Regions from separate parts of the Homo sapiens genome. Here regions 1, 3, 4 and 5 are each linked to region 2. Evidence: chromatin loops called from intact Hi-C (ENCODE). Cell type or tissue: mammary epithelial cell. All regions are shown on one strand. Links, peaks and the distances in the headings refer to the core of each region. The heading gives the core; the rest is flanking DNA. Region 1 holds the start of OR2S2 (olfactory receptor family 2 subfamily S member 2). Region 2 overlaps RECK (reversion inducing cysteine rich protein with kazal motifs). Region 3 has its middle 13 kb from the start of RECK. Region 4 holds the start of CCIN (calicin). Region 5 has its middle 28 kb from the start of RECK.

Region 1 (6,329 bases), core at 549-5,548, 150 kb after region 2:
CAGATCAAATGAAATTGCTGTGGATTTGCATTAAAGAGAAATAATTCATAGCATTTCCTAGCACTTAATCACAATGAAGAGGAAAAGCCCTCCTTGGGCCAGGGATATGCTCTGCTGGGTTCAAGTCTTGTCTCTGTCACCAACTTGCTCAGAAGATTTGGACAGGTCACTTCTCCTCCCCAGGCCTCTATCACCTTTGTGGACACTGAGAGGGTGCAGCAACTTCAGAAAAATCCCTCATGCACAACCGGACATTTGAGGCCCTCACCCACTACCTGTCCAGCTCTGACCTTCTGTCTTCTAAGACACCCCCTACTGTCTCTTTCCGTCATTTTTCTCTTGCACAGATATGTTCTTCTATTATGCAATGGGAACTTGACCACATATTAGATGCCTAGGACTCTTCCCAAAAAGCCTGATGCGCTGCTCAGTACTTTGCTGATGGCAGAGGGGATATCACATGGAAAAAGCCAATGAGACCTCCCCTGTGATGGGGTTCGTTCTCCTGAGGCTCTCTGCCCACCCAGAGCTGGAAAAGACATTCTTCGTGCTCATCCTGCTGATGTACCTCGTGATCCTGCTGGGCAATGGGGTCCTCATCCTGGTGACCATCCTTGACTCCCGCCTGCACACGCCCATGTACTTCTTCCTAGGGAACCTCTCCTTCCTGGACATCTGCTTCACTACCTCCTCAGTCCCACTGGTCCTGGACAGCTTTTTGACTCCCCAGGAAACCATCTCCTTCTCAGCCTGTGCTGTGCAGATGGCACTCTCCTTTGCCATGGCAGGAACAGAGTGCTTGCTCCTGAGCATGATGGCATTTGATCGCTATGTGGCCATCTGCAACCCCCTTAGGTACTCCGTGATCATGAGCAAGGCTGCCTACATGCCCATGGCTGCCAGCTCCTGGGCTATTGGTGGTGCTGCTTCCGTGGTACACACATCCTTGGCAATTCAGCTGCCCTTCTGTGGAGACAATGTCATCAACCACTTCACCTGTGAGATTCTGGCTGTTCTAAAGTTGGCCTGTGCTGACATTTCCATCAATGTGATCAGCATGGAGGTGACGAATGTGATCTTCCTAGGAGTCCCGGTTCTGTTCATCTCTTTCTCCTATGTCTTCATCATCACCACCATCCTGAGGATCCCCTCAGCTGAGGGGAGGAAAAAGGTCTTCTCCACCTGCTCTGCCCACCTCACCGTGGTGATCGTCTTCTACGGGACCTTATTCTTCATGTATGGGAAGCCTAAGTCTAAGGACTCCATGGGAGCAGACAAAGAGGATCTTTCAGACAAACTCATCCCCCTTTTCTATGGGGTGGTGACCCCGATGCTCAACCCCATCATCTATAGCCTGAGGAACAAGGATGTGAAGGCTGCTGTGAGGAGACTGCTGAGACCAAAAGGCTTCACTCAGTGATGGTGGAAGGGTCCTCTGTGATTGTCACCCACATGGAAGTAAGGAATCACAATCACATCAGCTGCCATTCAAAAGCCAAGTCATGTGACCTATAATGGTTTCTCACTCTAAGTCCATTTGCAGGAGATATTAAACTTTTCAGACGATATCTCCTGAGTTTTAGTCCTATGTCTGACAGCTTCAACAGACACCAGACTCAATAAATAATCAACTGTGATGAAGGCATTCTGAACATACGGTAAAACCACACGAGACAGCAGCCATGAAAGCATGACGCATGGCCCTTAGAGTGTCTCAGCTCTAGAGTTAGAACAGGGACGTGAGAATGTTCTCACAGCAACTTACCAGCCCTACTGGATTCACCAGGGAAATCAGAGAAATAAGGAGGGAGTGGAAACTTTTACTGAGGCTTCAGTTTATTACACTCAGTTTGCCTGAATGGCTAAGAAAAGGTAAGTTCTTCACTTAGGGAGCTTTTAGTTGTGAATAATCTATTTTGATGACTGAATATCTTTTTAGCTATGAGAAAATTTAGGCTATTTTTTCCTGATGCACTGCAGATCATTGAACACCACCTAGTAAATTAAATAAAATTCAAGGAGTAATGAGTTCAAATTTGACGTTCTTACAGAATTTCACAACAGCAAAGCTTGTATTCTGATAGATGCCAAATCATGTTCTAGAAAAAAGATGATGGTAGATAGATATAGATAGAAGTAGACAGATGGTGGCTACACATGTTTGAAGACTTTGGGTCTAATTTCTTTTTTTTTTTTTTTTTTGAGACAGAGTCTCGCTGTGTCACCCAGACGAGAGTACAGTGGTGCAGTCTCGGCTCACTGCAACCTCTGCCTCCCAGGTTTAAGCAAGCCTCATCCCTCAGCCTCCTGAGTAGCTGGGACTACAGGCATACACCACCATGCCCGGCTAATTCTTGTATTTTTAGTAAAGACAGGGTTTCACCATTTTGGCCAGGCTGGTCTCAAACTGCTGGCCTCAAGTGATCCGCCCGACTCAGCCTCCCAAAGTGCTGGGATTACAAGCGTGAGCCACAGTGTCCTAGCCTATGGGGCTAAATTTTCATAGGTTTCTTTGTTCCAAGACTTCTCAGAGCCTTTATTATGCAAAGGTCCACTGTGAATGTTCAATAGGGTATAAAGTTGTAGCATTTCCTGAGCCTCCAAAGTTCAGCACAATAAAAATTGGGAAGCTTTTTTTTTTTTTTTTTTTTTTTGAGACAGAGTCTTGCTCTGTCATCCAGGCTGGAGTGCAATAGTAAGACCTCGGCTCACTGCAACCTCCGCCTCCCAGGTTCAAGCGATTCTCCCACCTCAGCCTCCAGAGCAGCTGGGATTACAGGCACCTGGCATCATGCCCAGCTAATTTTTGTATTTTTGTAGAGATGGGTTTCACCATGTTGGCCAGGCTGGTCTTGAACACCTGACCAAGTCCAAGGTGAACTCCTGACCAGGCCAAGGTGATCCGCCCACCTCAGCCTCCCAAAATGCTGGGATTACAGGCCTGAGCCACTGCGCCAGGCCAATGTTTTTTTACCTAAGGGTTTGGGCAGATTCCTTAACCTCTTTTGCCTATCTATTCATAGACACAGAAGACATACAAGAGGTTCAGAAATTGCTGTGGATGAAAAGCAGCAGTTTTATGGCAAGTTATATCAAAGTCTGAGAATATCAAAAGACTTATTTAAAAGGAAACTTTAGAAAGTGAATCTGTTTTTAAGAATAGTTCTTGGAATATTTTTGCTTCAAGTGATATATTTAAGTTTTCTTATATTTGTCAAGAATGAATTGGATCACTCGAGCTCAGGAGTTCAAGACCAGCCCGCGCAACATAGTGAGACCTTATCTCTATTAAAAAAACATTGAATTGCATAAGATAAGGATGTATATGTTGCTAATAAAATTTCACTATATTGTGTTAGTCTAAGGTTCTGATTTCTACTTGCCCTAGAAGAGAAACGATCTTGCTACTGCAGATACACAAGAGTGACATCTAGTGGCCATGCAAGCCAACTTCAGACATTTACAGAGCCATGTCGTGTTTTTAGAGGCAGCTGCACAGGTCTCTTTCTTCACCGCTAACTGCATAGTTCATGGAGTTTCTCTCCAATATCCCTGACCCCACTCATCCAGCATCTGCTTGGATACCTCCAGTGATAGAGAATTAACACTTCCAGGTTCTAGCTGTTTCATTCAGCCCTACTAGCAAATTCTTCCTTGAATTGTGCTAACATATACGTGTCTCCATTAACATCTGTCTCCGATAGCATCTTCCAGTCCTAATTCAGCTTCGTGCCTTTACATGAAATACACCTTATCTCTTCTTTCTTCCGATATATAAAGATTGTTCTCCTGGTTCCTGGGTCTTTTTCCCTCCAGCATAAATAGCCCGCATACTTCCACCTGTGCCAAAATCACCCAGTTTACCCAACTGACAGGTACTAAATTGTGTCCACAGTATCATCTAATTCCAGTGTGATATTTCTGAAAATACCTTGGGAATAATAATGATGGTGCTAAGCTAACTCTGTTTCCCCAGGGCAGTGGAGATCTGTCTGGCAGAGAGAGATACTTGAACAAGCCTGCCTTCTTGTGAGGCTGTCCTCCACTCACTTTCTCTTCCTTGAGGAATGGCAGTCATATCCATTTATATTATAAATTACATTATTATAGTGTAACTGTTGAGTCAGAAATTACATTGCTTCCTCTAGGAACAGTGGCACCTTTCACTCCCACTCTCTTTTGGGTGTCAAGGGGAGGCAAAACTATTATATTATTATACTTAATCATACAGACAAATGTATTATTTTAAAAATCACAGTTCTGGGTTAGTGGGTGCTTTAGGCTTTTACTCTAGTGACCAAATGCCCTACGAAATCTTTAAGTTAAAACTCCAAATATAAAGTATATCTGCTTTGGCTGAAATGGAGGTGGGGGGCAGAATAGATGTGGGGGCCAGGGGAGGGAGTTGGGCTCCATCTGCTCAGCCCACCCTTCATCCCCATCCCCAGGGTCCCCAGTCCACAGACACCACCAAACACTAATCTGATCCAAACCACTGGTGCCAAGAAAAGTAGACATTTTGTAAGGATATTTTGTTCCACTCCCAGAAATAAATGTGAAAATTTGGGGGGGAAATTTATATTCTAAGAAAAAACAGATTACCCAGTTAACCATTAAAAAGATAGACAACTTAAAATACCAATTACCTAAGGAGAAGTTGACAACTTGTCAGTTACCACCTTAAGATGTTCCAGGCCATCTGTTTCCACAGATGAGTGGTAATAAACATTCAAGGAACAAAAGGTTTTTAATACTGTTTAAACAATTTCAGAGAATAAAGTGAGAAAGATATCTTCCAAATTGCTTTAACCAAGCCAGCATAACATTGATGCCATACCATTAAAAACATAACAAGGAAGTACAGGAAATGAAAACACCACCTTTTCCTTTCCTATCTCATCTATTTACCTACGTGTGTATGTATGTAGATGCACGCATACATATAAAATAGAATTCAGCAGCACATAGAAAGAATACTAAACCATAGCCTAATGGACTTATTTTTAAAAAATAAAGCTAGAATAATTTAAGGATATGTCTTGGTATAATTCTCTACGTTTATAGGTTAAATAGATCCTCAAAACTATTGAAAAAGTTGAACATGAATTTCTTAGTTTTAAATTCCTTCTAATAAAATAGGAATGGATGTGTTCTTTAATAAAATTAAATTTATATCTCTAGTGAAAAGTATGTGTCATGCGTAATGGTGCATCAAATCAAATCTGTTACACTTTAACCCTTTTCTGGATATACCAACCATTGAATTAGAGAGTAGAGATAAATAAATAAAAGGTGAAACTAGAAGAAAGGTAAAGAATAATTTTATTATTATTGTTAGCTGATACACTCATAATTTTATACCTGGATAAAACAGTAAAATCAATCAAAAGGCAATTTTGAAAAACAGTAGGAGAATTCAATAACGAAGCTGCATAAAAAATTAATATGCAAAAATCCAGGTTCTAGAGGGGAAAGGGGGAAAACGGAAGGGGGAAAGAGGGGAGGAGAGAGAGGGGAAGAGAAAAAAGAGGAAGAGAGGGTGAGAAGGAGAAAGGGGAGGAGATTTGGGGGAAGAAAAAGGAGGAAAGAGAGAGGGAAAGATGAGGAAAGAGAGAGGGAGAGACAAGGAAAGAGGAGGAGAGGGAGAGACAAGGAAAGAAGAAGAGAAGAAGAGACAAGGAAAGAGGAAGAGAGGGAGAGGGAGAGAGAAGGAGAGAGATAGAGAGAAACCGGTTGTCTTGGACTCTTGAGTCTTCAGCAGCAGTCATCACCGTCCTCCCTACCAGCTAAACAGGGCCTTTTCTCATCTTCTAGCTTGAGGCAAAATCTGCCTTTTTCTCCACAGTGATGTCATAAGAAAAGATCACAGTCGCATAACTTGTCCCCTTTCTAGCAATAAGAACCCGCATATTTCTTTCAGGGGGAAAGATATGGAAGAATTTTTATAGGGACTATGCAGCAAGATTTTGAAATAGAGATTTCAAGTGGTTTATCATAGAAGGTATCTAGAACACAATCCTATAGGGATTTCATGGATCATTATCAATTCTCTGTCTGTCCCTAATCAGATTAAACTGTGTTGTTGAGAGAAGGGGTGTATGGGTTATGCCATAGTATTTAGACAAAAGAAAATAAACAGGTGCAAAGTTATACTATTCCAAGTAATTCAACTGGAATGGGAATAAGTAGAAAAGAAATGAAACAGGAGCTCAAGGTTGGTTGATAACACTGATTGCTCTTGGTATAACTGAGATGGAGTAGAGACTCCTCCTAGGGACTTGCGGGCACCAAAGCATAGAAATAAAGTAAAATCTTGAGTTCCTTTGAAG
Region 2 (5,000 bases), core at 1-5,000:
TTAGTTTAACCAACCTAAAAGAGTAAGAGAAAACTGTAAATTATCTGAATTAATTATGGCTGGAATAAATGAAGAGCTCATGAGTGTAAAGTAAGGCCTGATTCTACCAAGCTATTAAAACACCGAGATTCTTTCATTTGTGAAATGATGAATTTCACATAAACATACATTCATTCTTTTTTTAAATTTATTGGGATCTACAATATTCCAGGCAAGGTTCTAGGTGCTGGAGATACAGTGATGAACAAAATAGACAAGTCTCTAACATAGAGTTTACATCTAGTAGAGAAACAGACAATAAATACACTATGTATGAGCTGGGCACAGTGGCTTACGCCTGTAATCCCAGCACTTTGGGAGGCTGAGGCGGGCGGATCACCGGAGGCCAGGAGTTTGAGACCAGCCTGGCCAACATGGTGAAACCCTGTTTCTACTAAAATATAAAAATTAGCTGGGCATGGTGGCAGGTGCCTGTAATCCTAGCTACTCAGGAGGCTGAGGCAGGAGAATTGCTTGAACCCGGGAGGCAGATGTTGCAGTGGGCCGAGATCACATCACTGCACTCCAGCTTGGGAGACAGAGTGCAACTCTTTCTCAAAAAAAAAAGCCCCCCCTCAAATTTAGCTGGGCGTGGTGGCATGTGCCAGCTACTCGGGAGGCTGAGGCAGGAGAATGGCCTGAACCTGGGAAGCAGAGGCTGCAATGAGCCGAGATTGCACTACTGCACTCCAGCCTGGGCAACAGAGTAAGATTCCATCTCAAAAAAAAAAAAAAAAAAAAAAAAAAAAAAAAAAAAATATATATATATATATATATATATATATATATATACACACACACACACACATGCTATGTATGTATATGTGTATCTATAAATAAATAATTAAGTCAGAAAATTGTAAGTAATAAGTAGTGTCAGGGGATAAAAAATGACAGGTATATTTTGGATAGGGTGGTCAAATAAGATGTCTAAGAAGGATAATTTAGCGTGTTTTATCATAAATGAGAATTTATTATGGTAATATGTATGGACTCCAAACCATGATTATATTTAACTTCGGAAATCATGGCCAAGGAAGAGTCTCACTTGATAGAAACCATGTGTGATATTTAAAGAGATATTTAATTTTCCTCCCATTGATATAGTTTCCTTCTACACAAATATTTGCCTGCTGTAATAGAATCTAGAATTATAAATACAATAAGTGTTGCTTACTTGATTTTAGGCCAGACTCATACTCTAAGACTAACAGAGGTATAAGGGCCCTTGGAGTTCATCTCATTTTGCCTAATTATTTCATAAATAGGGAAGCCGAGGCTCAAAGAAGTGATCTGCTCAAAGACACAAAGGTCTAAATTCCAGTCTAATGCTCTCTTTTTTGCTATATTGGTCACAAAGGTTAAGGGACACAGTTTGTTGGCCTTGAGAAAATATGGCGAATACTACCAGCTACAAATCTACCAGCTACAAATCTACCAGCTACAAATCCAGCACATACTTTTCTCTCCCTGATTACTAAAAGATCTCCAATTTTACTTAGGGCCGCAATGGGCCCAGAGCTTAAAAAATAACCTTTCTCAGTTTTCCTTACAACTAGGGATGGACAGTGTGACTAGGGAGAAGTTGTTTGCTCTGTCCCTTCCTTTTTACCTTCTGGAACTAGATTATGGTGGTTAGAACTCCAATAGCCATGTTGTGATGACAAAGTACATTAAGTAATCTTGATGACTGAAGCTAAATGCTAAGGATGGTGGGGAAAGATAAAAGGAGCCTGGATTCCTGATGATGAAGCCCTAGACTATTTGTTTCTGGGCTTTCTTTACTTCTATTTGTTCTGTTTTTTGTTAATCCTACCTAACACAGGAAAACAAAGGCTGACTTCACTGTCTACCTTTGTAGCCAGATCATGGCACAGATGCCCCCTGGTGGCAGCCTGAACACTTCCCTTAACTACTGGGTGTGTAGGAGTTCTACTTGTCATCCCCTGGTTTCCACCATGTATGGGTCTCACTGCCAAGAAGCTGAGCTCCAGCTCCAGGATCCCTCAATGAGATAGCAACACGCTCTTCTAGCTTTTGGCGGGAGTATTTGGCAGAGAAAAACTGAAGCAGTGAGATAAGTTCCATTTTTACATATTAAGCTAGACTATAATTTTTTTTTTTTTTTTTAGACAGAGTCTTGCTCTGTTGCCCAGCCTGGAGTACATTGGTGTAATCTTGGCTCACTGCAAGCTCTGCCTCCCAGGTTCACGCCATTCTCCTGCCTCGGCCTCCGGAGTAGCTGGGACTACAGGCGCCCGCCACCACGCCTGGCTGATTTTTTTGTATTTTTAGTAGAGACGGGGTCTCACCATGTCAGCCAGGATGGTCTCGATCCCCTGACCTCGTGATCCGCCTGCCTCAGCTTCTCAGAGTGCTGGGATTACAGGCTTGAGTCACCACGCCTGGCCTAGACTATCATTTTTTTATACCCTGTTGGGTGAGTAAGTCCAAGCCAATTCCTGGCTCTCATCCACTGACACTCTGATGACAAAAGGCTGATAGTCTCTGGGGGTAAATTCCACTTTCTAGTCATTATTATGGTAAGAAGACAGCAATGATATGGAGCTGGTTATCTGAGAATGCTGGCCCCCTGAGTCACTGCTTAGAATTCCTGACTGACCACAGTTGGTACCTCCTCAGACTGATAGAATCACTTCTGCTTACATATTTTAAAACAACAATTCTTTCCTGGGCCAAAAAGGCCAAGCAAACAAGAGTCTGTGATTGAGATGGTATCATTGAATCCCATGTTCTCAACAGATAAATGCTCATCCAAAACAAATAGTAAAACAAATAGTTGGAAGAGAGAAGTATTTGAAATCTAAAAACACACATACAAAAAAGTACTTACTGAGGTATGTATCCAAAGGTATACAATTCTTCAGATCATCTGTAGGTGACAGAAGCTCACAAATACTTTCAGCTGTGTGGTCTTCAGGGAATTTGTTCTGGTCTCCACATTTTTTAAGAATCTCCACACAATCTGATCTTGAAAAAAAAATGCACGTAAGTTTAGAGCTTGAGGAACCTCCTCATGTTGTCCAGTCAACATCACTTGTTTCTGAAGCTTTCCAGAAAGTAAGCTTTCATAACTTAACATGTTTCAAAAGAGAACAAGAGTCACAGGAGAGCTCAGGTTGAATAATAAATTGAAAGCACCCCTAACTTTCTGTTGTCTGAGACCAAAGCCCTTACTCAAATTGTACACTTCTTCGTACTGTTACTACCAGCAATGTGGCTTTTCAGTATCTTTGAAAGGAAATTAAATGAAGCTAGTCTGATTTACTCTCTGCAAAAATCATATATCCTCACTTCTAGGACCTTATGCTGGCTTGTTTGCTTGCTTGCCTCTTTTGCCTTCCCTTCCTTATCTAAGTCTCTTTTTAGTTATCAACATTAGCATCTGGCCTATAACAACTAGAAAGTCCACTACTTTAAAATGTTCTTGGTCTTCAATAGGGATTTGACTCCTACAAGTTTTCTGTGCTAAGAGTCTACATATTCCCCTCTTGTTGCCTCTTGCTTGTCACCTAATTGTTATACCTCAGTATTTCCCCATCAGGTTATCCCGAAGCCATGTCAGAGAATAGACTGGACTCTGTTTAAGGTTGAAATTATTAAGGTATCCAGCAGCACTGAGCCACATACCAACAGCTTAGGGGCTGGATATTAACTTGGTTTTGGAAAACTTTTGGAAAAAAAGATATGTGAAGAACAATGGGCAGATTACTATGTGTTAAATGCTTTTGGTTTCACCCACTATAGCAGCTCCTATCTTTACTTGATCCTTGATTTCCTAAGCAAAATAAGCTCCTTAAGAAGAGCAAAGTCGGCTGGGCGCAGTGGCTCAGGCCTGTAATCCCAGCACTTAGGGAGGCCGAGGCGGGTGGATCACCAGGTCAAGAGATTGAGGCCATCCTGGCCAACATGGTAAAACCCCATCTCTACTAAGAATACAAACATTAGCTGGGCGTGTAGTCCCAGCTACTCGGGAGGCTGAGGCAGGAGAATTGCTTGAACCTGGGAGGTGGAGGTTGCAGTGAGCTGAGGTCATGCCACTGCACTCCAGCCTGGCGACAGAGTGAGACTCCATCTCAAAAAAAAAACACAAAACAAAACAAAAAAAGAAGAAGAAGAGCAAAGTCTAACAGAATATAAGACAAGTCCATAAATTAACATATAAAAATAGAATTGTGCATCAGAGGTATTTAATAAATGTTTCATGAACTAAGTTCCATAAGAGAAGTACAAATAAAGGTCTATAGGAATCTGTAGTAAGGATAAATTACTTTCAGCTGGAGAAATCTGGGAAGACTACAGGAATGTCTGGTATTTCAGAGGAGACAAGGACAGCCAGTAGGTGGTGATGAGGGGAGCAGTATTTCAACTAGAGGAGGAAAAAGTGGGAAAGCATTTGACATACGGGGGTGATAGGCAAAGGAAGTGGTAAGAGAGAAAATTCTATGGAGAGGCTCTGGCTAGAGATCACGGAGGGTCTGAACTAAAGCTGGAGAATCGTTAGGATGAAAGAAACTTACTTGCAAATAATACTTCCCCGAGATTTACTATGACAAGGTTTAATCTGCAGTGAACAAGCTATTGCTTTCCACATCTCTGGCTGGCACTTTTTAATATCAAGAACAGGTATATTGATAAATGGCATCTTTATGCTTCCTTTCTCCCACAACTTCATGTCATTCATGGCTCCTTGATCTGACTGTGCATTACAACTCCTGAAAAGTTCTGTTGGCCTAAAGAGAAAAAAGGCCAGAAAGAATCAAGAGGCAATTATTTTCTAGAGAGAAGCAACAAGTAAAATCCTGACATACTAATGCATCAGAAAAATCTGGTTTTCTTAAGAAAGCACATACAACCCATGAAAGGATATCAGCTTCGATTGTATGAAGATTCAGTGTAGACACTAGCATTAAACTCTGATTGCATGTTTTCTTTTTAAC
Region 3 (6,329 bases), core at 662-5,661, 79 kb after region 2:
TTTGGGTATTTTGTTCCTTTTTACTGCTGGGTAGTATTTCATTGTATGGATGTACCTCAATTTGTTTATCTTTTGACTTATTGATGAATATTTGGGTTATTTTCAATGTGGGGCTATTATGAATAAAGATTCTATGAGCATTTGTGTACATGTCTTTGTATGGATGTATATTTTTATTTCTTTTATGTAAACACTCATGTCTCAAGATGTATTCGAGTCATCTTAATTTATGTAGATGACCGAGTGAAAATACATAGAGGCCAATGCCTTTGAAAGAAGATTTTTATTATTTACATTTCCCAAGAGGAGAGGTCACACCATTCCATGCTGGGGTCATGTGGGGAAGCACCAAGGTTTTTTCAGGAGGCAGAAGCAAGAGTGAGGGGAGAGCCTAGGCCAGAGACTCTATTACAGTTTCCTTGGGAAAGGCAGGGCAGGGGTGGGTAGACAGCATAGGATTGAAAAATATGTGGGCTCTGGGCTATGAGGGTGGTCTCTGGTTGTCCGATACATGGCCCTGGGTGGTTTAGGGCAGGGAAATATTGGTTGGTATGTGAGTTAGATAAGGAGGTGGTTCAGAGTATAGGCTCTGGATCTCAGAGGAGATGTAAACAACTTTGGTTGTTAGTTTGGCCCTGAAATTAACGGATGTCAAATAGACAAATGCAGAATCTAAGAAAATACAAAACTCAAGACTTGAACTATTGTCACAAGGAAGTGTATGTTTAACTTTATAAGAAACCAGTAGCTGTTTTCCAAAGGATTGTACCATATTACATTCTCATCAGCAATGTATGTGAGTTCTAGTTGCTACATGTCTTCCATAACACTTGGTATTGTCAGTCTTTAAAATTTTAGACATTCCAATGAGTGTAGGGTGAAATCTCATTGTGGTTTTAATTTGATTTTCCATAGTGACTAATGACGTTGAACAATTTTCATGTGCTTCTTGGACATCTATAAATCTTTTGTGAAACTCCTTTGTGAAGCATCTGTTCAAATCTTTCCCACATTTTCGGGGACTGCCTTCTTATTGCATTGTGAGAGTTCTTTACATATTATGGATACAAGTCCTTTATCAGATATATGCATTGCAACTATTGTCTGTCAATCTGTTGCTTACCCATTCATTTTCTTAATGGTATTGTCCGAAGAGCATAAGTTTTAAACTTTGGTGAAGTCCAATTTGGCACTTATTTCCTTTAGGGTTCATGCTTTTTTGCATCTTAAGAAACTTTTGCCTATTCTGAGGTCACAAAGATTTTCTCCTGTGTTTTCTTCTAGACTTTCCGTAGTTCTAGCTTAAGCATTTATGTCTATGATTGATTTCAAATGAAGTTTTGTGAATGGTGTGAAGTAAAGGTCAAGGTTCATTTCTTCCCCCGTATGACTATCCAGTTGCTCCAGAAACATCAACGCCCAACTGGCTTGGGCCTGCTTTGACACTGCTGATACAATGGACCCCTGAAGATGTGGCTAATATTCCCATTTGTTCTAAATCTTTCCATTCAATGGCCTTGACCCATTAAATGGAAAGATTTAGTAATGGGGTCACTTCATCACTCACCATGGTGATCCTGCTGACAACATGATCAGATAATATGTCCAACCACCCCTGTATCCTTCTAATGGGGACAGGAATTCTGGACCCCTTTCATGTGCCATCGGGGCTGAGAGTGTCTTGGAATTGGTGGTCTGTTGCAGGCCCAGTCCTTCTGGGCTTGTAGCATCCATAAGATGTTGGTCATTCTGGAGAAGTAAAGAACCATAAATATTCATGGATTCGCCCTTAACAAATATGGACTTTCTATCAGAGGTTTTATTTTCTCAACATCACCCACAACCTCTAGCTTGGGCACCAGCCCAGGATGGAGAAGGTGTTAAATTCCTCCCTATCCAATCAATAGAATCTTACACTAGTTCTATCTTTTCTGATTATCCTCTTCAATCTGACCAAGCTTCTAGCTAAGAAAGCACTCCATTTCTCCCTAAGGACATTGGAAACCTTAATTATTATATCGTGAATTCTCTTGCCTATACCTTTTAGTAAAGATAAAGGTAAACCCAAACTGCTGATAACCCCCAATTTTGCTCTTAATCTATAAAAGAGAAATTCTGGATTTTTAAAAACTCTCTTTTCTCTCAGAAAGCCTAATTTTTTTGAGATGAGGTCTCACTCTGTTGCCCAGGCTGGAGTGCAGTGGTGCAATCAAGGCTCACTCTGTGCAGCTTTGAACTCCTGGGCTCAAGTGGTCCTGCCCCAGCCTTCCAAGTAGCTGGGACCACAGGTGTGTGCTGTCACACCCAGCTAGTTTTAAATTTTTTTGTAGAGATGGGGTCTCACCATGTTTCCCAGGCTGGTCTGAAACTCTTGGCCTCAGGTGATCCTCCTGCCTTGGCCTCCCAAAATGCTGGGATTACAGGTGTGAGCCACCATGCCTGGCCAGAAAGCCTAATTTTTAAGATTATTGTCTAATTTGACACTCTAAGAGAAAAACAAACGTTTCATTCTAGGGAGTCTTTGTTCATCTCCATGAATTAATGAAACTATTGATTGAATAGGGGGAGCAAATGGGCAACTTGATTTTGGGAATATAAAACCACACTGGTCAAGGGTATCTCTTCTGGCAGCATGAACAATTAGATTCTCTGAGTATTCTCGTCTTGCTGAGTGTGAAACACAACTGAGCATGCTGAATAAAATGTAAAAACATTTTTTTAAAAGGTACTGATGAGCTTTCCAGAAACTAAGGGATACTCAAAGGCCAAAAATTAAGTGAAATCTGCAACCCAGAGACTTAAAAGCATTGACATTTTAGGCTTTTGCTATGAGGGAATTTGCCGGGCTGATGAACACCTCACAGGCTTGCTGATGCCCAAGGGCTTGGCTCACAGTAGGAGACTTGCGCGAGGACGTCTTCCTACCCTGCCTCTTCCTTCAGCCCTCCTGCCCTGGTCCCACATCTTCTAGGGCTTTGCTCCTCAAAGCGTGGCCTGCAGAGTTCAGCAGCATAGACATTACCTGGAAATCTGTTAGAGATGTAGAATGTCAGACCCTACCTCAGACTCACCGAATCCTTATCCACATTCTCAGATAACTCATGAAAACATTCAAGTTTGAGAAGCACCTATCTCAGGAGCTTGCAGAAATTTCAATTGTCAGCTTCAGCAATGTCCACCAGGTGGCAGGTTTGCAGCAGGCACAGGTAGCTAGAGCTGCAACCAGCCACCCAATTCTGTAAGTGGCACTGGAAGTTAGGAACAATTGCTCACGAACTGTGGAGGGAATGAATGGAGGGGCGACCCCAGAGGAGACCCCTAATCAAAGAGTGGCGGGTGGTGGGGTGCGAGCCATGAGTTCCCCCTCTCTGGCAGTCCCCAGTTGTATTGGCTAGTGACAGGGACGGGCTATACGCTCTCATTTTACAGACAAAGAAATCAAGGCCCAGAGAAGGAAGGAGACTTAGCCAAGTGCTCAGCAGCGGGAAATAGTGTTAGGGCTGGACTTGGAAGGCAGGTGTCAGGCTGCCTGGCCTGGGCTGAAAGCACTCTGTGGTCTATGCTGACCTGAGCGGCTGCCTCTCCACTCCCTCCCCTCAGATGCTCTTTGAACAGCTATCTTGTTTTCTCTGGAAGTGCTAGAAGCTGCTGTTATAATAATTCAATTCGGATGGCCAGTGGTATTTCCACATGATATAGTTTGGATACTTTCCTCACCCAAAACTCATATTGAATTGTAATCCCCAGTGCTGGAGCTGGGGCCTGGTGGGAGGTGTTTGGATCACGGGCAGATTCCTCATGGCTTGGTGCTGTCTTTGTGATAGTGAGTTCTCCCAAGATTCAGTTGTTGTAAAGTGTGGCACCTCCTGCCTGCTCTCTCTCTCTTTCTCTCTCTTTATCTTTCTCTCTCTTTCACTCACTCCTGCTTTGGCCATGTGAAGTGCCTGCTCCCACTTCACCTTCTGCCATGAGTAAAAGATCCCTGAGGCCTCCCCAGAAGTTAAGCAGATGCTGGAGCCATGTTTGTATAGTCTGCAGAACCATGAGCCAGTTAAACTTCTTTTCTTTATAAATTACCCAGTCTCAGGTATTTCTTTATAGCAGTACAAGAATGGCCTAATACACCACAATACTCAAGGTCCTGTGGCTAGAATCACTGCCTTGGAAGGTCAACTTTGAAAGGACCTCAAAGCCATGCAGTCTAAAACTAGCTTCTAGCAGGGGAGAGAAACAGCTAAGGTCCACGGAGGGGCTCCGACGGCCAGCCCCCACCCCAACCCCCACTGCCATGTCTTGTCATTAGTTCATTTGGGTTTTTTGTTTGCTTTTTTGTTGCTTTGTTTCTTTGGTTGCAATTATGCCTACTCTCATGTCAGAAAGGATTTGTGGTAACCCAAAAATGTATTCAAGGCCAAAAAATTAAAAATAGATAGGTAAGGAAATGGGGCAATGGGAAATTAAAAGTAGAAATGTGGGGGCACTTTCCCTCTAGGTCCTTTGATAGAAGCTTCCATTACTTGTGACACAACAGGGGACACTCAGTTTACTTGTTCGTCCTAGTCCCATGGTTCATGGCCTGGACCTTGGGAAAGTCCCTTCTTTCCTCTGAGTTATCATTTCCCCATGAGCACAGTGAGGTGCTTAGAGATCATATGTTCTGGCCACCTGGGATTCTGACAGTCTGTCATTCAGTTAGGGGTTTCTGAAATACCAGGTTCTTCACAGCAGCCTTCACACCCTTTTTCCTCAGGCTGTAGATGATGGTGTTCAGCATGGGGGTGACCACTCCATAGGAGAGGGAGATGAGTTTGTCTGCAAAATCCTGCTTGTCTGCCCCCAGTGGGTCCTTCGACTTGGGCTTCCCATGCGTGAAGAGGATGGTCCTGTAGAAGATGACCACAACTGTGAGGTGGGCAGAGCAGGTGGAGAAGGCCTTTTGCCTGATCATGTTGATAGAGATGTCAGCACAGGCCAACTTCAGGACAGCCAGGACCTCACAGGTCAAGTGGTTGATGATGTCCCCATAGAAGGGCAGGTGACTGATGACATTTAGTCTCTTCCCTTCCCTTAGGGCAGATGGGCCAAGAACTCCTCTGCTCTGGTGATATCAGCCAGGAGTCAGTCCCAGGTACCCTGTAACTCCAGTGCCAAGACTTTAAACTTTTACTGACCTTTAAGTAAATTTCACTTCACCAGTGAGCCTCTATGACTGGATAGCAAGGGGCCTCCTGCACGTTTTGGCCAAGTTGAAGTTCAGTTATCTCTGAACTTCCCTCCTCCTCATTCCCCATCAGCTCTCACGAAAGACACTGACTTGCTTCTGAGGCTGGTCCTGAGATTTCCCTTGCTTTTTTCAGGGAACTAAAAATCTCTCTTTCGGATTTCTAGGTGCTCACATGTGATTTATCCTGGGTCATCATAAGCTTGTTGACAATCCAGAGGTTTTGCAGTTGGCTTTATTTTACCCTGTGCTTGAAAACCATACAAACTCTGTAGAAATCCATCTCCTCCGAGCTCTGCTTTGTGATCTGACCCCTTCCCAGGTTGCTACAGGAGCACTTCCAGCAAGGAGCTGTGAGACTGTCCTGTACCTGTGCAAGCACACAGTGTCTGTGCCGTGGCCGTTTGGCTCAAGTCAAGAGATGGCTACTGAGCACACCTTCTGTGCCAGGCCTGATTCTCAGTGCTGGGTACTCAGAGATGAAAATCAAAGTTTCTACTTTAAAGAGCTCAATATTTAGGAGAAGACAGACATGCTAAAAAATCAGTGCAAGGGCTATAACAGCAACAGCAGCTGTAGAAGCAGTGGTAGGAGCTATTATCAATTGAATATAAATTTTGTACTAGGAGGCCAGATGCGGTGACTCCCCTTTGTAATCCCAGCACTTTGGGAGGCTGAGGCAGGCGGATTGCTTGAGCTCAGGAGTTCAAAACCAGCTTGGGCAACACAATGAGACCCCATCTCTACAAAATTTTTTTTTTTAGAAAATAGCTGGGTTTGGGGGCATGCACCAGTAGTCCCAGCTATAATCAAGCAGCTTAGCAGCTAAGCCTCAAAATGCATTTTATAACTCTTTTTCCTTTCCCCTTTCTTCCTCCTCCCACCCCCAGTCTCAAGATATAACTTTGAGACAGACTGCTTATGTGTTACCTTTCATCTTGAAATACAGCCTCAGAATGGGCTGTGAACCTCCACTCCCTTTCTTTTCCCATTCTGTGCTCCCATGCCTTATGCACATTTATTTACCTAGATGCTTGTTAAGCACACACCATGCTCACTTATCTGGTCATATGCTTCCTTTGATGCTTCAGAGGTCAGATCCTGATAG
Region 4 (6,329 bases), core at 597-5,596, 64 kb before region 2:
AGAGTAAGCTACGTCTGATACCTCTTTGAGCTCAAACAGCTCAGCCAAGAAGAGGTAGCGCAAGCAGTTGGCACGGCAGATGGACTTAATAAGGAAGTCGTTACAGTGAACTCGAAGGCGTGGTGTGTTGAAATACTGAGCCCCACGAAGCAGCTCCTCCACATTTTGCTCGGAGATCACCACCTTGCCGCTATAGAAGTAGTCCAGAAGCTGGTCCACTGTGACCGGGCTCAGGTAACTGGTGTCAATGGTGATGAAAAGCTCATCAGCGGTCTTCATGTCATTGCTGGAGATGAGGCTCCTCACCAGTGGGGAGACAGCAGCCAGCACATTGCGATGTGCAAAGAAGACGTGGTTGTCCACACTCAGGGCCATGTCCCAGTACTCTTTGCGTTTCCTCTGTCTGTTCAGGTTCTGCAGCACGAAGCTATTGTAGTTTTTCTCCGTGAATTCCAATTTCATGGTGCCTCTTGTCGGCTGAAACAGATCAGCAGCAGGTACTGGAGAGCAGACTTTCTCAGGCCTGTGGGATCAGATTGATGGTTGTTTGCAGAGCGGTTGACCAGGGAGAAGAGAGGGTGGAAGAGAGGATGATGTCATAGAGTGGATCAGGTCATCACAATGCAGGCCTCCCTGAGGCCTGTCTCAGAGGCACTGGGCCTTCCTCCCCTCTGATCTCTCCAACCTGCCAAGGCCACATACCCTAGCAGGACCTAAAGCCCTGGGCCCAGAGCTCAGGAGGAACCTCAGGGATGGGCGGCAACTTCCACCTGGGACTTTCAAACCGTAGTTAAAGGCTTCTGGAATATCAGAGCCAGTCTGGGTGGGGCAGTGGGGAGCAGTTTGTGTAGGAGAGATAAGGGGAGGTGGGGAAAGGGAAGAGATTATTAGACCTAGAAGAATCCTCCCATTTTGAGGGAAACTGAGGCCCAGAGAAGAGAAGGCACTTGCCCAAAATCACATAGCCAGTTGGAAGCCGAGCAGGGCCCAGAACCTGGGGAACCTCGCATTCTTCCTACCCTTCTGGAAGCTCCTGACTACCCAGCTTTCCCCAGTCTCTGACTCTCAACTCTCCAAGCACTCTTCCTGCCAAGGCTCCTGGGCATCAGAGAAAAGCTCTGTCCTTTGGCTTCTGACCTTGGTGGCCACAGACATCATTCTCCTTCAAAATGGAGAGGTGGAGGCCACTCCCTGGAGCAGGGATGAAGGAGTTAACCACAAACGGGGGCATGGGAGGGTCTTTAAAGACCGGATGATTTCAGCTCCTTGGCAAACTAGAATGTTCCCCCAACATTTCCAAGTGTCCAGTTGGAAAATGTTGGGGGCTTCAGTGGGTCAGCTTTCTCCATCAAAGGTGGACTTGGGCGAGTTGATCAGACTTTCTAAACCTCAGTTTCCTCCTCTGTGAGATGGAACTAATATTTGATAGTAGTACCCACTTCAAAGATTATTATGAGTTTATTTTTATTTTTATTTTTATTTTTTTGAGACAGAGTCTCGCTCTGTCACCCAGGTTGGAGTGCAGTGGTGCGATCTCAGCTTGAAACAGCCTTTGCAAAATTATGACTGAGACAGTGAAAGAGATCAACTTAACTGACTCCATCTTGCTTCTAACCTCCAAGCTGTCCTTGCTCATTCCTTGGCAAAGGCTGAACTAACTTTGGGAGAAACCTATATGTATAGTTTACGGTTTAAACAAAGACAGCCCTTTCCCAAAGCAGACCTCCTTCTTGCCTGGGGACTAGATTGCCTTTGTAGGACTAACATTAGCCACAAGATTAGAAATTATGGTTTAGGAGTCATGTAGCTGGAGGCTACAAGATTCTAACCCTCCCTAAACTGCTCCTAAGACCAGTGCTTGAGATTTCTCTTTTTTTTTTTTTTTAGACAGTTTCGCTCTTCTTGCCCAGGCCGGAGTGCAATGGTGCGTTCTCGGCTCACCACAACCTCCAACTCCCGGGTTCAAGCGTTTCTCCTGCCTCAGCCTCCTGAGTAGCTGGGATTACAGGCATGCACCACCACACCCGGCTAATTCTGTATTTTTAGTAGAGATGGGGTTTCTCTATGTTGGTCAGGCTGGTCTCAAACTCCCGACCTCAGGTGATCCACCTGCCTCAGCCTTCCAAAGTGCTGGGATTACAGGCGTGAGCCCCCGTGCCCGGCCGGTGCTTGAGATATTTTGCAGAACCTGCACTTGATGGATCAGCTGGCACCACTCAGATCAATAAACTGGCTCATCTGATCTTGTGGCCCCCAGACCCAAGAACTGACTCAGCCCAAGAAGACAGCTCCAACTCCCATGATTTCATCTCTGACCAATCAGCAGCACTCCTGGCTCACTGGCTTCCCCCTACCCACCAAGTTATCTTTAAAAACTCTGCTCCCCCAATGCTCCGGGAGACTGATTTGAGTAATAATAAAACTCCAGGCCGGGCGCGGTGCCTCATGCTTGTAATCCTAGCACTTTGGGATGCCAAGGTGGGCGGATCACCTGAGGTCATGGTTTCGAGACCAGCCTGGCCAACATGGCAAAACCCTGTCTCTACTAAAAATACAAAAATTAGTTGGGAGTGGTGGTGCATGCCTGTAATGCCTGTAATCCCAGCTACTGGGGAGACTGAGGCAGCAGAATCGCTCGAACCCGGGAGGCGGAGGTTGCAGCGTGCCCAGATCGCACCATTGCACTCCAGCCTGGGCGACAGAGTGAGACTCCGTCTCAAAAAAAAAAACCCCAAAAAACAAAAACAAAACCCTCCAGTCTCCCGCACGGCTGGCTCTGTGTGAATTACTCTTTCTCTGTTGCAATTCCCCTGTCTTTTATTACCCAACCCCCCAACCCCCCTCACCCCCCACCCCCAGTAGCTGGGATTACAGGCGCCTGTCAACATGCCCGGCAAAGTTTTGTATTTTTAGTAGAGACGAGGTTTCACCATGTTGGCCAAGCTGGTCTCGAACCCCTGACCTCAGGTGATCCGCCCGCCTCGGCCTCTCAAAGGGTTGGGATTATAGGCGTGAACCACCGTGCCCGGCCTATTATTAGAGTTTAAATGAGAAAAGGACTGGAGAGTAGTGGGCTTGTCATAAAGCTCAATCAATGCTAGCTGCCGTTTTCTTACTCATATTACACCAGTTCGCCCAGCGCCGGCGTTCGTGGCTGCTCCCTTCATAAAAACTTGTGGTCATCGTGGTTCTGGTTTCGCGGTAGCTGAGGAGGCTGTGGCTACCTCGCGTCTCTTCTGGGCCCGCCGCCCGAACCCAGTCCAGCCACGCGGTGGCGCTGGAGGGTCGTCCCCGCCCCCGAGCGCACCGCCTCTGCGCCGGGCACCACCCCAACCCCTCTCCAGGATGGAAAAGAGGCGCGGGGCGTCCCCTTTTTCGCTTTGCCTCCACGCGCCACCGTGCAAAGGCGGCAGCGCCGTGCCGTCCGCCGCGACCCTGGAATTCAAACGGCAGGATCGGGGGCTCTCAGCCTTGCAGGACTCCTTAGATTTCCCCAGACACACACCTGTCCCCACTTTACAGATGGGGACGCTGAGCCCCCAACGGAGGCGCGCCCTCCAGAGGCCAGAAGACTGTCTCCGACTCCCAGTAACAGCTGGGGGGGTTTCCTGACCCCTGCGAGTCCTTTGCGGGGAGAGAGGAGGGTGCCCGCAGACTCGGACAGATTCCTGGCTGGCGTGGGGCTCCCGGAGTCCTGTGGGGCGTCTGTGGAACTGCTGTTCGTGCAAGAAGGGGATAAGCGCCAGCTGGAGCGCCGCGGGCGGGAGGGAGGGGGAGGCAAAAGAGCCCAGTAGCCCCACCCGGACCAGCCTTTGGGAAGAGACCCCAGAGAAGGGCCTGGACTTGCATCTCGCCCAGGCATTCGCGAGAAGGTACAGAAAGGACTTACCTCTCTGATCTCCTCCAATCTGGGCCCAAGCCCCACTCTAGACCCTCGGGCCGTCCTCAGTGCCCCTCCCGGGAAATTTCAGTATCAGCCTCGGGAATCTGAGCCGTTCCAGCTCTTTCCCTCCCTGGCTTAGTCATATTCTCATTCTCATTGTCTCCCTCCCTCGTCCGTTCATTCCAGACTAGTCTTTTCCTTATTTTTAGATTTGGTAACTTGAAAATTATTTGAAAATACGCCCCTTCCCTTTTTTTTTTTTTTTTTTCTGAGATGGAGTCTCACTCTGTCCCCCAGGCTGGAGTGCAGTGGCCCGATCTCGGCTCACTGCAACCTCCGCCTCCCGGGTTCAAGTAATTTCTTGCCTCAGCCTCCCAAGTAGCTGGGATTACAGGCGCGCGCAGCCACGCCCGGCTAACTTTTGTATTTTTAGTAGAGACGGGGTTTCACCGTCTTGGCCAGGCTGGTCTTGAACTCCTGACCTCGTGATCCACCCACCTTGGCCTCCTAATGTATGGGATTACAGGCGTTAGCCACCGCACCTGGCCAAAAATACCCTTTTAAACTGAATTTGTCCACCTTCCCGCCCGAATGCGATAGAGAGACTCGGTCTCTTGGGATATGATACGTGCACAAAGTGAAGAACTTCTGTTTTCCCCATTGGAAGTAGACTTCAATTTCAGCCTCCTCCTCCGGAGACCAGTCTCCCTGGGAGAATAATTAAGCCCTTAATGCCTCTTCAGCCCTTACCTTCTGCAAAGCAGCAGCAGCAACTTGGGTGAATGATGAGGCCTCTTGGTGCTGATGCCAGACACCTTCTGGCTCCCATGGACATGCAGGCTGGCAGATCTCGCCTCCTGGGACATCTTCACCCGGGAGCAGGGGGTGGGTGGGTCAGGCCCTGCTGCTTCACACCTCCTTTGTCCTCTCCCCTGCCCTCCCACCTGCAAGCTTCAGCCTTGGGAGCATTTCAGTGGAGGAGGTGGCCATGCCTGTTTGTTTTTGTTTCAGCTCCCAGAGCACCAAGGCAGGAATGAGCTCTCTCATCAGACACTTCCAGCATTAAGTTGGGTCTGGAGGTGTCATGGGGACCTGAGAGAACTGATAGACCTAACTCCATGTGACAGACCTCGTACAGGTGGATAAATTGAAGCCCAGGGAGAGGAAGAGGCTTGCACCAGAGAGCTGTCTTCTTCCTCTGCCCTCTGGCTACAAAGGAGAGCCGCGGTTTGGTTTGTCCTTGTTCTTTTTGGATTGTGAGGCTTGCCATCTTCAAGAAATCCTTAAAAGTGAGATTAGTGCCCACCTGCTCAGCCAGCTTTGCTGTCTGGCATTTCTTTAGCCCAGGAAAGCTCCCCGGTCCAGCTTTTTCCTCAATCCAGCCAACTGTGGAAACAAACTCCAGCCCATAGAGGCTGGCTGCATGCTGGCTTCCACCACCTGGTTGTGTGTGTGTGTGTGTGTGTGTGTATGGGGGTGGGGGGGGTGACCCGAGGAGCCACCAAGAAGTTCATTGGCTGGCAGCTTGCCAGGTGGGGCCAGAAAAGGATCTCAGCAGGGTCTTTTCACCCACCGTCAGCTTCCTACCAGGCGCCACATTTTCTGTTCATGGTGTCTCCCGTTAGGAAGAGATGGTATGATTCTAATCTTTGGGGACTATCGGCTGGTATATCAGTTTGTTTGGAAGCCCTGAGGAAAATGAGGGGCATATTTTAAAGATATACAGATTTGGGCTGGAGCTAGAAAACTCAGGAACATTCAAGAATATTCTCAGCATCTCCTCCTCTTTTGTACCTCCAATAACTGGCTTCTTCGCTTCTGTGTATTTCCTATTCATAACTTGGCTTGCAAGTAGCTTTGGTTTGCCATGGCCCTAATTCCAATTTATGGCATCCTTATTTTTTTCAGTTCCACTGGTAAATTCTCTCCATAATTCTTAGCTGAAATTCCCAGTCCATGGCCAGCCTGGTGATTGGCTGCCGTTGGATCCAGTGTCCACTCTAGTCCAATCAGCTCTGTGCTGGTGGGTCAGATGGCTTAAAACTTGGCCACTTAAGCAACACAGTCCACGGGGAATGGGTTGCAGGTATTCTGGGGTTAATCGAGAGAGGGATTCAGAGTCACGGATTGTCTCAGCCATGGAGAATGAAGTATGAATCACATTGGAGGAGGTTATTACACAAAGAAAAAGATTTTATTGTCTTCTTAGTCAATATCCCTGGTGAAATTAGAGGCATAGCTTGAGACTGGTGACAGTGCAACACAGACCTTCAGGAGCTGCTTTGAGGACTGGCCTGCCCAGATGCCTGCTGTTAAGCCAGCAGCCCCCTCACTCCGGCCCCTGCCATCTTGACAGATGGAGCTGCCATGGTTTCAGGGACACTCAGCAGGGCATCTGGGTTGGTCCCTCCCACATGGACCTTGTAAAGTTGCTATTCAGGGGAAC
Region 5 (6,329 bases), core at 803-5,802, 93 kb after region 2:
GGAAGATAACATCACCCTAGTCTCTAAATCATTTCCACAAATAATTTTGCAAACACAACATCTGGCACACACTAAAAAAGAATAAGGCACACAAGGAGACAAGAAAACAAATCAAAACTAACAGAAAAAAAGCAACAACAGAAAATAAAGCGTCTCCTGGGGCATGTAGCAGCCAAGAGGACAGCTCTAGTGGCACCTGCCTAGACAGCAAGCCCCGGGCACCCCGACACATCCGGTGCCAAGGTCTCAACATTTGGTTGATCCTTTTGTACATCTGTGGCAGCAAGTAGGCCCCTGTGCCCCATGGCCAAGTTGAATGACAGTTCCAACTGAACCTCCCGTCTTCTCTTCATTCTCCATTGCCTGCGGCAAAGGCATTAACTTGTTCCTGAGACTGTTCACAGAACCCTGGGTCCTGCTCTGTTACTTTTTTATTTAATGGAAAGGTTAAATCTCTCTTGACAAAGATTCTCAGATTTTCCAAACTTTGGCCAGGCATCTGAACCTTCTTCTAGGTACATCTGTGTCCTTGCTTATAAAATTCAGTTTCAGCAAAAAGCCCTGCTAAGTCAGTTCAGCAAGAACCCCCCTCCTCAATATCTGGTCATCTTCAATGTTTGATGAGGTTCCTCATCCTCCACCATCCCCAGGTGATGTCTGATTACCCTGTCCTCTCTTCAGCAAGAATTCTGTTAGGTCCATTTAGCCAGAATCCCCGTTACCCCCGATGCTTCTTCTTAGTAATTTTCTATCTACCTACCTCCAGCCCCCTCCTTGGCTAAAAATTCCCACTTGTGCCTGCTGTATTTGGAGTTGAGCCCAATTTCTCTCCCTCACTGCAAAATCCCATGGCAGTGGTCCCTATACATGTTGAGATAGTCCTGAATAAAGTCTGCTTTGCCGTGCTTTAACAAGTACTGATGAATCATTGTTTCCTCAACACTCCTCAGACTTCGAAGTGCTTCTCAAACTATGATTTGTTCTGGACCAGTAAAAAACTTGTAGGCAACTGAGCACTACAGTTTTATTAGAACTGTATCTAAAATACTTACAAACTTCCCAGATATCTATCTTTCCAAGAGCTCTCAGTAATCCAACCCCCTCCTCTGTTGTTGCAGCGATGCTTCCTGCCTCACGAGCTCCGAGATACTCCTATGTTGGTGGTTAGCACATTATAGCTGTGACCAAGTCAGTGCCATAATAATTCAGGTCAGGTTAACAGATATTTGTTGAGCGTCTACTCTGGGCCAGGCATAATTCTAGGTGCTGGGAACAAAGAGCTCAAAATCTAGTGGGGAAATAGTCATGCAAACAAATGCTTTCATCATCATCATCATCATCAACCATAACAATTACTTGAATGCTAAGGACAACAGGTCTTAGGGTCTATTTAGTAATTGCCCCCTTTCTAATGCAGAAAGCCCCTTACCACATTCCTGATAGTCCTAGAACCTAGATTTGACTATCTGAGTGATGTGAGGTTCTTTATCTCCTGGTAAGGCTCACTTCATTTTGAAGTAGTTACCCTGTGATATTGAGCTGAAATCTGTCTCCTTGCAACTTCTACCTGGCCTTGTCTTCTGGAGCCCCTAAAGGCAGTTAATCTCTCTTACACACAACTGCCTAAATATCTAGAAATAGTATGGTTTCAGCACGAAGATAAATAAGAATAAATCTCCCTTTTTCTCTTAAGGTCTTAAAAAAGTAGATATATCTCTTAGAGGCAAATGTATCAACCAGGAGCTCGCTACAAAGGCTGACACTAAGAATGGTCCCCAAGCTTGAGGATGGCTGAGGTGCCCGAGACACGCTGCTGCTGGGATGTGTGTGTTGGGCAGTGTATCAGTCCCCAGCTGGGTTTCTCACTGTAGGCTGGCCAGCCAACTCTCAAGAACCTGCAGATCATATGAAGAAAATATTCCCTCTATGTCATCATTATCAGATTCAGAAACATGCTTATTATTATTGCCAGACTTTGTATCTAACTATGAAGTGAGAAAGAGCCCAACAGTTTTTATCAAGAAAGGACAACCAATCGTGAGAAGGACTACCAGCTGTATGGTCCCTGGCAAGCCCCCATTTCCTCAGCATGATGGCAGGGTGAGGCCAGATGATCTCAGACATTCTTGCAGGTTGAGGAGGTCTATTTGATTTTGTGAGAATAATATCATACCAATGAAACAGCTTCACATCTGCCCTCCTCAAGCCCCCATTCCATTACAATCAAGTCTGATGATAGAAATGTAACCATGCTGTTGATTAATGGGTGAAAATATATGGTTTGATCGAAGGAATAAGACCTAGTGTTCAATAGGTCAGGAGGGTGACTATAGTTTACAATAAGCTACTATACCTTTCAAGATGGCTAGAAGAGAATAATTCAAATATTTCTAGCATAAAGACAAATGTTTAAAGTCATGGATATCCCAACTACACTGACTTGATCCTTGCAGATTATATGAATGTATTAAATTATCACATGTACCTTAAAACCATGTATATCTATTATGTATCAATAATAGATATTATGTATCTATTATGTATATCTATTATGTATCAATTTATTTAAAAAATAAATATAGCCAATGCTAATGAAAATTGTGGAATTCCTTTCACCAAAACTTGCCCTTACTTTTATAAAAAAACATCATGAGCAAGAATGATCGATTTTCCAAGGTTTGGAAAGAGGCTACATGTCAGAAACAGTGACACTGGGTCTGAACGCCAGGGTGAGGGCTCAGGACATGTGACAGGTGAAGGGTCCTTTCTGCTTCTCCTGCCTCATGTGCTTGGGGCACAATCTCCAAAGGACTGGCCATCACCCTTAGAAGATAATTTAAATTGCAGTTTATTCTTTGGGACCATTGTAGACCCTGAAGTCATTTAAGGTTTGGAAAGTGAGTTGTACTCAGTTTAGAAACTTTCTATCCTTCTGGGATAACATCCCCAAGAACAAATTATGTTGGCAGCACTGGAGGAAGTCAGCTGTCTGCTTCTTCTCCCCCTTCTTCTCTCCCTTCCTCTTTCCCTTCCTTCTTTCCTTGTCCCCTTTCTTTCTTTCTGAACATCATAATCTCATTAACAGGGTCCAACAATCTGTGGGTTAGTGATTCCAGGATTCATTCAAAGCCCAGGTGCTTTCTCCTGTGCTGCAGCCGAGCCCCGTCACCCCCAGTCTGTGCTTACGCAGTGGCTTGGGGCATCTGACTGAAAGACCTTTACTCTCCCTCTAAATGTTCATCTCATTGGATTAAACACCTTGAAGCAACCTGCTGTGTTCTGCCTCAATCCTCACTGGGCACCCAAGTCACTGTCCTTTCAGCTTCCTGTCATCTGTGCACGTGCTCCCAGACCTCTTACGAGTCATGGACAGAATGTGACCCAGGACAGGGATGAGTCTAGAGAATGGGGACATTCCTTTATTCAGCAAACAATTATTGAGCGTATGCTCCATAAAAGGCAGAAATGTGTAGAGTAACCCAGGGTCCATGCCCTCTGGGAGTGCATCCTCTAGCGGCAAAAGGCAGAAATGTGCAGAGTAACCCAGGGTCCCTGCCTTCTGGGAGTGCACCCTCTAGTGGCGAGAAAGAGGCACATGAAAAAAATACAGTTGACCCTCGAACAGCGCGGGGATTAGGGCGCCGATCCCCATTGCAGTTGAAAATCCCCAAAACAACTACTAATAGCCTATTGTTAGACTGAATGCCTAATCGATAACATAAACAGTAGATAAACACATATTTTGTATGTTAAATGTATTATTATACTGTATTCTCATAATAAAGTAAGCTAGAGAAAAGAAAATATTAAGAAAATCATGCTGGGTGCAGTGGCTCATGCCTGTAATCCAGAACTCTAGGAAGCCGAGGTGGGTGGATCGCCTGAGTTCAGGAGTTGGAGACTAGCCTGGACAACAAAGTGAGACCCTGTCTCTACCAAAAATACAAAAATTATCCGGGTGTGGTGGCATGTGCCTGTGTCCCAGCTACTCCAGAGGCTGAGGAGGGAGGATGGCTTGAGCCTGGGAGGCAGAGGTTGCAGTGAAACAAGTTGGTGCCACTGCACTCCAGCCTGGATGACAGAGCTAGACCCTGTCTCTCTCTCTCTCTCTCTCTCTCTCTCTCTCTCTCTCTCACACACACACACACACACACACAAATCACAAGAAAGACAAAACATGTTTACTGTTCGTTAAGTGGAATGGGTCATCATAAAGGTCTTCATCCTCCTTGTCTTCACATTGAATAGGCTGAGGAGGAGAAGGAGAAGGAGGAGGGGTTGGTCTTGCTGTCTGAGGGTGGCAAAGGAGGAAGAGGTGGAGGAGGTAAAAGGGAGGCAGGACAGGCAAGCACATTCGGTGTAACTTTATAGAAATACATGGTAATTTCTGTCTGACTTTTTAGCTTTGGGAATTGATTAGCCTTTGGCTACATGGGACATAATCACTTCCTCTTTCATGACAGACAGTCTACAAGTACACAAGGGTAAAGAATATTTCCCAAAGCATGTTTGGCCATTGGGATGTCCTTTAGCGGTGATGTGGCAGAACTTGGAAGACTCTTCATGCTCCCTAGTGTACACCAGGCAGATGGCAAAGATTGAATTCAGGAGGGAAGTCAATGAACCTGATGCCCTGAAGGAAATGTTTCAGAGTTGGTAGAGTGTTCTAAGATTTCTGAGGCCAAATACAAAAGTAAAGATGTAAAACTTCTTTGTATAAAAGATAAGCAGAACTCCAGCTAATATGTCAATATCTGACATATCTGTCCTAATTGGAACAAGCTTTTTACCAACTCAGGAAGCTTGCAGAGAACAATGATTCCCATCACTGTGGCTCCTAAGTGGAGAGAGAGAACATAAGGATGTTTCTCAAAGCTCCAATATTCTGCAGGGATCATCTAAGACATTAGAATTTACTGTGGACCCAAGGGGTATGATTCTAGAGACCTGTGAGTAGTCACAGAATGAAAAAAGGAAGTGAGGAAGAAGCTAACCATGACAACAAAGTGTTTTCAGTTCAAGAATGAGATACAGAGTAAGTTCAGGAAACCGAGCTCACTAGTCATCATTTTGATTCCTGCTCTTTGCCACTATGATCATAAAGGCTAACTCTACTATGGAAAAATGAGGGACATAGTTGAAAGAACTATTGACAAATAATGTTACCACTGAGTTTCCATCCAGAATGAAAATAATGAATGCAGATGAGTTCTGGAACATGAATTAGACAAACTAAGGGGGATTCAAACATCAAGATTCAAGTTCACGATTCACCAGGAAGCCTATTAGCATTTCATCTCGTAAATGGATACCACCAGATCCTTGAGGCTGAAGAGAAAAAGAGTTACAAAACCACTTATAAGTGCACACACACATTATGCATATGGATATGTGAATAGAGCTATGCACATGGACACACCCAGAGAAAATAAATGACACAAGTTAATTTCCAGAGTTCAGAACAAAACTGGACATCCCAGGGAAGGAAGCTTTTAAAGTTTAGAGGAGAGAGAGTTCTATGGGCAGAAATTGCCATGGGAAATTTCCTGGAGGAGATGATTCTTTGCCAGGTAAGCCAAAGGGATCTCTGACACATTGACAGACACACAGTGTTCACAGCAGGTAGTAGAAGGAGTAATGTGCCCAGTTCAGAGCCGTATCTTCAGTGTAGCTGCACTTATCTACAGTGATTTATTGTCCTTCTGTCTCTGAAGGGCTGATACTCAAAAGAGGAAGTGATTATGTCCCATGTAGCCAAAGGCTAAGCTAACACCCAGGCTATAAGTGCAGGGAGATAAGCAGACTTTGACCCAGGATGAGAAAATACTTGTTGAACACTAATGTCCTCTGGCAATAGGAAAGACTTTTGAGGAAGTAGAGGGCTCCCTTTCACTGAACCATTGTTTTCTAGATATTTTACCTCTTTCTTTCCTTGGCTTCTTCCTCATACTTCATAACCGTCCTCTACATATTAGTTATTTATTGTTGTATAACAAACTTCTTCAAAACTAAGTGGCTTAAAACAACACACATGTTGTCTCACAATTTCTGTGGGTCAAGATCTGATTATAGATTAACTGGATCCTTTGCTTCAGGGTCTTTCACAAGGCTATAACTAAGGTTTTGACTAGGGGTGGGATCTCATCTGAAGGTTCAACTGGGGAAAGGTTTACTTCCAAGCTCACTTAGGTAGTTGGCAAGATTCAGTGCCTTGAGAGTTGTTGGGCTGAGGTCCTGAGTAAGTTGGCCAGAGACCTCTCTCTGTTCCTTGCCACATTTGTCTCTCCAATCTGGAAGTTTGTTTCACTAAAGCCAGCAAGTGAGTGTAT

The links. Peaks named below come from ENCODE experiments on the same cell type or tissue, not always from the same donor. Only the 100,000 strongest peaks of a DNase experiment are listed, where the experiment ranks them.
Region 1: it touches region 2 in a loop (3-fold over the local background); 7 of 110 quality-filtered maps call a loop at or near these places.
Region 3: it touches region 2 in a loop (2.7-fold over the local background); 9 of 110 quality-filtered maps call a loop at or near these places.
Region 4: it touches region 2 in a loop (25-fold over the local background); 99 of 110 quality-filtered maps call a loop at or near these places.
Region 5: it touches region 2 in a loop (5-fold over the local background); 7 of 110 quality-filtered maps call a loop at or near these places.

What each region holds. Positions count from the first base shown.
Region 1 is chr9:35,952,230-35,958,558 of GRCh38, reverse strand. It overlaps OR2S2 (olfactory receptor family 2 subfamily S member 2), which reads left to right and starts at 405. Exons shown (of 1, transcript NM_019897.2): 1 at 405-1,451. The coding sequence starts at 461. The coding sequence ends at 1,420. RefSeq lists an enhancer at 6,097-6,329. In mammary epithelial cell, for the core only: a CTCF peak has its summit at 3,424 (motif pointing left); a DNase peak (open chromatin) is centred at 3,448.
Region 2 is chr9:36,100,124-36,105,123 of GRCh38, reverse strand. It overlaps RECK (reversion inducing cysteine rich protein with kazal motifs), which reads right to left. Exons shown (of 21, transcript NM_021111.3): 11 at 4,581-4,793; 12 at 2,894-3,030. Among named protein-coding and RNA genes, the nearest start is that of GLIPR2, 34 kb to the left of the region's middle. RefSeq lists an enhancer at 2,325-2,825. In mammary epithelial cell, for the core only: a CTCF peak has its summit at 1,926 (motif pointing left); DNase peaks (open chromatin) are centred at 1,933 and 2,543; H3K27ac peaks cover 348 bases.
Region 3 is chr9:36,020,474-36,026,802 of GRCh38, reverse strand. It overlaps the pseudogene OR2AM1P. Among named protein-coding and RNA genes, the nearest start is that of RECK, 13 kb to the left of the region's middle. In mammary epithelial cell, for the core only: a CTCF peak has its summit at 3,184 (motif pointing right); a DNase peak (open chromatin) is centred at 882; H3K27ac peaks cover 125 bases.
Region 4 is chr9:36,163,636-36,169,964 of GRCh38, reverse strand. It overlaps GLIPR2 (GLI pathogenesis related 2), which reads right to left. Exons shown (of 5, transcript NM_022343.4): 5 at 6,059-6,329. CCIN (calicin) reads right to left here and starts at 577. Exons shown (of 1, transcript NM_005893.3): 1 at 1-577. The coding sequence starts at 462. RefSeq lists a silencer at 3,162-3,371 and enhancers at 2,971-3,471, 3,562-3,671. In mammary epithelial cell, for the core only: a CTCF peak has its summit at 3,267 (motif pointing right); a DNase peak (open chromatin) is centred at 3,214; H3K4me3 peaks cover 567 bases.
Region 5 is chr9:36,006,178-36,012,506 of GRCh38, reverse strand. No RefSeq gene overlaps it. Among named protein-coding and RNA genes, the nearest start is that of RECK, 28 kb to the left of the region's middle. In mammary epithelial cell, for the core only: a CTCF peak has its summit at 3,543 (motif pointing left); no DNase peak of the experiment used is centred there; H3K27me3 peaks cover 255 bases.